Regions from separate parts of the Homo sapiens genome. Here region 2 is linked to region 1. Evidence: chromatin contacts called from ENCODE Hi-C or POLR2A ChIA-PET data. All regions are on one chromosome and are shown on one strand. The core of a region is the stretch at or near the end of the contact, and the rest is flanking DNA. Distances in the headings are between cores, read along the strand shown. Region 1 overlaps LINC02634 (long intergenic non-protein coding RNA 2634). Region 2 overlaps CCNY (cyclin Y).

Evidence for each region. Hi-C counts contacts between places; a loop is a spot of excess contacts on that map. ChIA-PET counts read pairs that join two places held with the same protein, here RNA polymerase II (POLR2A). Pooled maps may share reads with other maps.
Region 2: a loop to region 1 is called in a pooled map, with 6 times the contacts of the local background. The contact joins two enhancer-like sites. A Hi-C loop is called at or near these places in 7 of 50 pooled maps. POLR2A ChIA-PET finds 5 or more read pairs at or near these places in 2 of 52 experiments (AG04450 and activated naive CD4-positive, alpha-beta T cell).

The regions. Positions count from the first base shown.
Region 1 is chr10:35,216,933-35,220,083 of GRCh38, reverse strand. LINC02634 (long intergenic non-protein coding RNA 2634) reads left to right here. Exons shown (of 3, transcript XR_930819.3): 3 at 1-195. Among named protein-coding and RNA genes, the nearest start is that of LINC02634, 26 kb to the left of the region's middle. RefSeq lists a silencer at 1,340-1,389. Within about 2 kb of position 1,448, at least 8 of the 41 ENCODE cell types and tissues checked have a DNase peak (open chromatin) inside an H3K27ac peak, as active enhancers do.
Region 2 is chr10:35,440,173-35,443,613 of GRCh38, reverse strand. All of the region lies in intron 1 of CCNY (cyclin Y), which reads right to left. It overlaps LOC124902410 (a long non-coding RNA gene), which reads left to right. Exons shown (of 2, transcript XR_007062112.1): 2 at 19-203. Among named protein-coding and RNA genes, the nearest start is that of CCNY, 110 kb to the right of the region's middle. Within about 2 kb of position 1,458, at least 2 of the 41 ENCODE cell types and tissues checked have a DNase peak (open chromatin) inside an H3K27ac peak, as active enhancers do.

The sequences.
Region 1 (3,151 bases), core at 199-2,698:
ATCCAGCTGGGTTACATCAATTCAGACATCTGGATAAAAGGATGAATGAAACCATGTACATAATACAGAATTATGCATGCCAGGAAAAAAAATTATACTGCCTAAAAGCTGCAACCTTCATGACATCAAATCTATTTTAACACTGGCTGGTTATGTGAGGAAAAGGCTAATAAAAAAAAATTCTGGCTGACCAAAGAAGTATGTATGTATGTATGTGTATTTATTTTTAAATTAATATTGAGATGGATTAATGTTCTAAAATTTGGAATTTCTAACATTATCTTATTCATAATATCATATATCAAAAGTCTCTGAATAGAAATTGTTCAAAGGCATATAATCTAATTATCATTACCATGTCACTAATCTAACCTCTAAGTAATTGCTAAATGCCATCAGCACCTTCATCTCCAATTACATTTTCATGATATTTCAAGCTACAATAACAAAACAGATGCTGATCTCGGCATTACTAAGCAACAGGATATGTATACTTTTTAGAGTGTGAAAATATCACTGCTCTCCCACAGTTAATGATACTTATTTTCCAAGAACTTCTAGTGATATGATTATGCTCATCCAATTCCCATGAGGCCAACACTGTGATCACAGGTTACGATAAGAACTAAAATGCCACCCACAGCCATGTCTGAGTGACACGCAAAACGCTTTGAAACTCTTTTCCACTAGGTTTTTTTTTTTTTTTTTGAGACAGAGCCTCACTCTGTCACCCAGGCTGGAGTGCAGTGGCGTGATCTCAGCTCACTGCAAGCGATTATCCTGCTTCAGCTTCCCCAGTAGCTGGAACTACAAGCGCGTACCACCACATCCAGCTAATTTTTGTATTTTTAGTAGAGATGGGGTTTTGCCATGTTGGCCAGGCTGGTCTCGAACTCCTAACCTCAAGTGATCCACCTGGCTCGGCCTCCCAAAGTGCTGGGATTATAGGTGTGAGCCACCGCGCCTGGCCTCATTTTCCACTATGTTCTAACCACCTAAAATAACCCCTCATATGCAGTTAAAGCAAAACCGGTAATTTTGCTGAGAAAAGATGGATTCATTTTAAAGTCACTTACTTGCTAAAACTATGTGGCCTGGAAGTAATGTCTAAAGTTCTTATGTCAAATAATTCAATCTATTTGCAATTAACTGTGTACTCTTAGAGAAAACTCTATAGTTTAAGGATTCCCAAACCTTGTCAAATTATTGCCCCTCCCCCACAGTTAACCCAAGACTCCCCAGAGTTACTGTGAATATAATTCACCAAACTAGATCAGAGAAAACTGCCCTTAATCCCTTGCCCCCATAGGGCTTGGCATACACTTGGAGAGTCCATGGCAGAAAAGAAATACCACCCGTTGAGTTTTGAAATGTTCACAGACTAATGTTTCTAAGAAAATACGCCGTTTGGAAGTCACACATACACTAGGTGGCGCTGTGGCTGTGACATTAAACAGTCTGTGTGCTGGATAAATGCTGGGTAAGAGCATCCATGACTTAAAGGAAAATTAGGCTAGGCCCAACCCCAGATCATAGAGTTCAGTGTTCTCCAACACTAGAGTGCTTCAGAAACATGCCAGGAACTTGAGCCTGGCGTGGTGGTGGCACATGCCTGTGGTCCCAGCTATTCCGGGGGCTGAGGCAGGAGGATCGCTTCAGCTCAGGAGGTGGAGGCTGAGGTGATCTGTGATTGTGCCACTGCACTCCAGCAGGGGCAACAGAGCAAGACCCTGTCTCAAAAACAAACAAACAAACATGCAAGGAACTGGTTAAAAATACAAATTCCCAGACCTACTGAATGAAAATTCCAGAGGTATGGAACACAAAACAGAAGACACAAACAGGCACACTCATGCTATCCTCTCCCGGGCAGCCCACTTTCATCCAAAGCCTCCTTATTTGGGCTTCTCACCTCCTCAAAAGTCTATCAGTAGTGGCTGGGCTTAGTGGCTTATGTCTGTAATCCCAGCACTTTGGGAGGCCAAGGCGGGTGGATCCCCTGAGGTCAGGAGTTCGAGACCAGCCTGGGCAATATGGCGAAACCCTGTCTCTACTAAAAATACGAAAATTAGCTCAGTGTGGTGGCATGTGCCTGTAGTCCCAGCTACTCATGAGGCTGAGGCAGGAGGATCACTTGAACTCGAGAGGCGGAGGTTGCAGTGAGCCGAGATTGCACTACTGCACTCCAGCCTGGGCGACAGAGCAAGACTCTGTCTCAAAAAAAAAAAAAAAAAAAAAAAAAAAAAAAAAAAAAGGGTATCAATAGTAAACTGTGTTTTAAAAGGTAGGGTTCATTCCTAAGTTAAGCCTCACGCTGGTCTGCTGTAAGTCAGCGCTTCTGAGAGCTCCACAAACGTTGAAAGCAAGAGCTCTTGTACATCTTGTTAACAGCCTTTTGTCCTAGAAAATGACTGAACCACAGGTCAAGCATCCTTCATAAAGTGAGGTGGCTGAGATAGATCTGGCAGAGTTCCTGTGTCCTCCAGCTGTCACAGAGACCAGCTGGACTTTTGCATAGTAAGTGACGGGGTTTTCCTTCCAGCTTCCGTCCATTCAAACCACAGGGACAAATCCTTCCTCAGAAAGCTATGCTGCACAAAAGCTGGTTGAAAATCCAGTTTATAGAAAAATAGAGGCATCACAGTAATATAAAGATTATCACACTAGTTCAGAGATCTGAGTATTTCTAGTCTATTGTCAATAGCTGGCAATATTTAAGTAAATCAATCTGAAATTTGGTTTTCTTGTCTATAAAATGAAAGGAGTAAATTACACCTGTTGGTCAGTCTCAGTGGCTCATGCCTGTAACCCCAGCACTTTGGGAGGCCAAGGCAGGTGGATTACTTGAGCCTAGGAATTCAAGATCAGCCTGGACAACATGGCAAAACCCCGTCTCTACAAAAAAACACAAAAATTAGCCAAGCGTAGTGGCGCGTGCCTGTAGTTCCAGCTCCTTGGGAGGCTGAGGTGGGAGAATCGCTTGAGCCTGGGAGGCGGAGGTTGCAGTAAGCCAAGATCGTACCACTGCACTTCAGCCTGGGTGACCGAGCATGAGACTTTGTCTCAAAAAATAAATAAATAAAAATTAAAAAATTACACCGGTGAGACCTCTTTTAGCTGTAAGATTCTATTTCAATGAGCATAACTGTGA
Region 2 (3,441 bases), core at 209-2,708, 220 kb before region 1:
CTATTTATTCCCAATTAGACTGCGAGGAAAGTCCCTTTGAAGAGGAACCTCTACTTCATTTTCTACAGAGTGGGACAGAGGTGCTGGTGGAAGACAGTGATATTGATGATCCTGACCCTGTGTAGGCCTGGCTAATGTGTGTGTTTGTGTCTTGTTTTTAACAAAAAAGTTTAAAAAGACAATAAAAATTTTAAACCAGAAAACAGCATACAGAGTATGGATATAAAGAAAAAAATATTTCTGTACAGCTATCCAATGTGTTTGTGTTATAACTGTTATTTCAAAAGTCAAAAAGTTTTAAAAATTTAAAGTTTATAAAGTAAAAATGTTACAGCAAGCTAAGATTAATTTATTAGTGAAGAAAAATATTTTGTATCAGTTTAGTGTGGCCTAGGTGTACACTGTTTGCAAAGTCTCTGGTAGTATACACAAATGTTCTAGGCCTTCAGAGTCACTCTCCACCCACTTGCTAACTCACCCAGAGCAACTTCCAGTCCTACAAGCTCCATTCATGGAGATGGTAAACAGGCATACTATTTTTTATCTTCTATACCGTATTGTTACTGTACCTTTTCCATGTTTAGGGATGTTTAGATATACAAGTTCTTAACCACTGTGTTCAAATTACCTAAAGTATTCAGTCCAGTCAGATGCTGTACAAGTTTGTAGCCTAGGAGCAACAGGCTATACTATGCAGCCTACATGTGTAGTAGGTTAGACCATCTAGATTTGTGGGTAAGTACACTCTCTCATGTTCACACAATGACGAAATCACTTAATGAGACATTTCTCAGAAAGCACTTCTTAGAACATACCACCTTCATTAAGTGACACGACTGTATATGAAATAAAGGGAGAAAATAACACAAACCACATCAATAGCCCGTCCCGTAGCCATCCCCAGTAGTTTCTTTATTCATACTCCCAAATTCATTACTCATACTCTATATGTTCCAAACATGAAAATGTCTTCTACTCACCAAATACATCATGCTGTTTCATATCTCAGTATTTCAAACAGTTTTCCCTTAACTAAAAAGTTCTCATCCTACAAGCAAACTCCTACTTGTTTTTAAAAACTATTTTCAAATATCAAGTCTTGCAGGTAGACCACCCTAAACTCCCAACAAAGTACCTCCTATCCAGGCAATTTGTATGAGTCTCCGGTCTCATTATTTCACTACCTTTCAATTATAAAGCCATCTCTCCCACCACACTATGAGCCTGATGCACAGCAGATGGCTAATAAACTGTGAGTTAATTTTATGTCCTTTTAATGACTCACATTGCTTCTGCTTCAAAGTTCTAAGCTTAGCATTCAAGGTTACCTAATTTTCCCTTATTTAGTTCTATTTCTCCAACCACCACCATAAGCCCTTGGAGGGCAACCAGCACTGCCTCAGAGATCTGCATCACTCCAACGCAAACAGGGCCCTACACATCAGGAGTTATGGCAACACTCTGTGGGTCATGCAGGCTAAGTGACATTTCTAGCCAGCCCATGTGTTATACCCAGGTACACTTTCACTATTGCTTTACTAGGACTTTTAAGCTATTATTTAAAATGCAACAATGAATCTAAGTTCTTTCAAATTATGTCATCGTTTTAACTAAAACTATAAATGGGAACTTTTCCTTTCATACAGACTTTACAACAATGGGTATTCTCTTAAGTATGATCATTTTAAATCATACAGCCAAATTTGTTTTCCAGAGAAACACATTTTTATTTTACAATTAATACGTAATTAACTTCATTTAATGAAATGAACTTTATTAAAGACATCTACACCTTAAAATAAGATACACCAGCATGAACTCTTATCAAGTTTATGCTAATAACCTACTGCTTTTTCTTTTCTATTTTCATACAGGGCCTCACTCTGTCACCCAGGCTGGAGTGCAGTGGCACAATCTCAGCTCATGCAACCTCCGTCTTCTGGGCTCAAGCAATCCTCCCACCTCAGCTTCCCAAGTAGCTAGGACTACAGGCACACACCACCATCCCTGGCTATTTCCTTTTTTATTTTTAGTTGAGATGAGGTTTCGCCCATGTTGCCCAGGCCAGTCTCGAACTCCTGAGCTCAAGTGATCCTCCCGCCTCGGCCTCGCAGCCACTGCGCCCAGCCTCCTACCGCTTTTTCCATTGAAAAGCCCAATTGCTAAGCTAAAGCATAGTAATAATAGGGCCCTAAAATTAAGAAAACAAGAAACGTACACAATGCAGATACATAGGAAACTCTGTACCACTCTCTAAGGCCACAAACACTTAACATCAGGGAAAGCTCTTATTCATCTTGTCTCTGTTCCTTCCAAAATGAAAGTCATTTCAAAGAAGACTGCTTCTGCTTCTTTGCTAACAACAGTTTAAAGGCCAACTTGTTCTTGGCTTACAATGGTTCCATTCTGCAACATGGTAAAACAAGGCGGTATTCAGAAGAGGCCAAAACACCTGTCAGTGCTACAGACTCTCCCTGACCCTCATACCACATGGGGCCCCATTCTAGCTCCTTATGGGACTCTTCCTTTCCATTTCAGGCAAATGGAGTCTTATAAGTGGTGCTAACAATATAGAATCACTTCTGAATTGGCAATTGTATACTCTCTCTTCTAGAGAAAAACCCAAAGCAATATAATGGAAATAAGAGCACCCATCCTTAACTTCCCAGGTACACTTGTTAAAACAAAATGATGTGTGAAAAGAGATGTCTTAAAATAGCAATGACACGTGAAAATCTAGACTTCTTTCAGCTCAGTTTATGAGTTAAGACTACCTCTCTTGTAGCATAATTAACAAATGTATGTAATGCTTCTCAGAAGTAAAGATAAGCAGGGACTGGAGTCCCACGTGTGCAATTACACTTCATTCTACTTTGGAAACTGCTCTAGGCTCCGTCCTTTCTGCTGCCCAGAATCACTCTTTCTAGGAGCTGATTCTGAAGTTCTCTCCCACAGGTGATCACCACCACAAAGCTGTGCCCCGGACAGGGGTCTAAAACAGCAGAATACGCTGCAGTGAAGAAAACTTGAAGCTTATTCTGAAGACATCTAGCAAAGAGTCAGCACTAGGAGGGGTGGGAAGCAAGGGTCTGGAGGAGGGTAGGCAGATCCAGGCCAGGCTGTTTTCATAAGCAAAGCTGAAATGGAGCAGCCAGGCCTGTTCTCTTACATCTCATCTACGCTTGCCTCTGAGGTTCAACAGCAGAGTTGAGCAGTTCAGAGACCACTTGGCCCTTTCCAGAGAACCTCTGCTAACCTCTGCTCCAGAGTGGCCAGGGACACAAGGACATGAGAAACAGCACAGGGGTGAGTTCCCTGAGTTTCCTTTCTGCCTCACTTATCTCAGATAAAAGCTGAAGAAGGAGACAATCTGCAAACATGAAGGGTACAGACCAAAGAACACCTGCTCTCTCTGTCCAAAGAACAGAAAGGAGCCTGTCT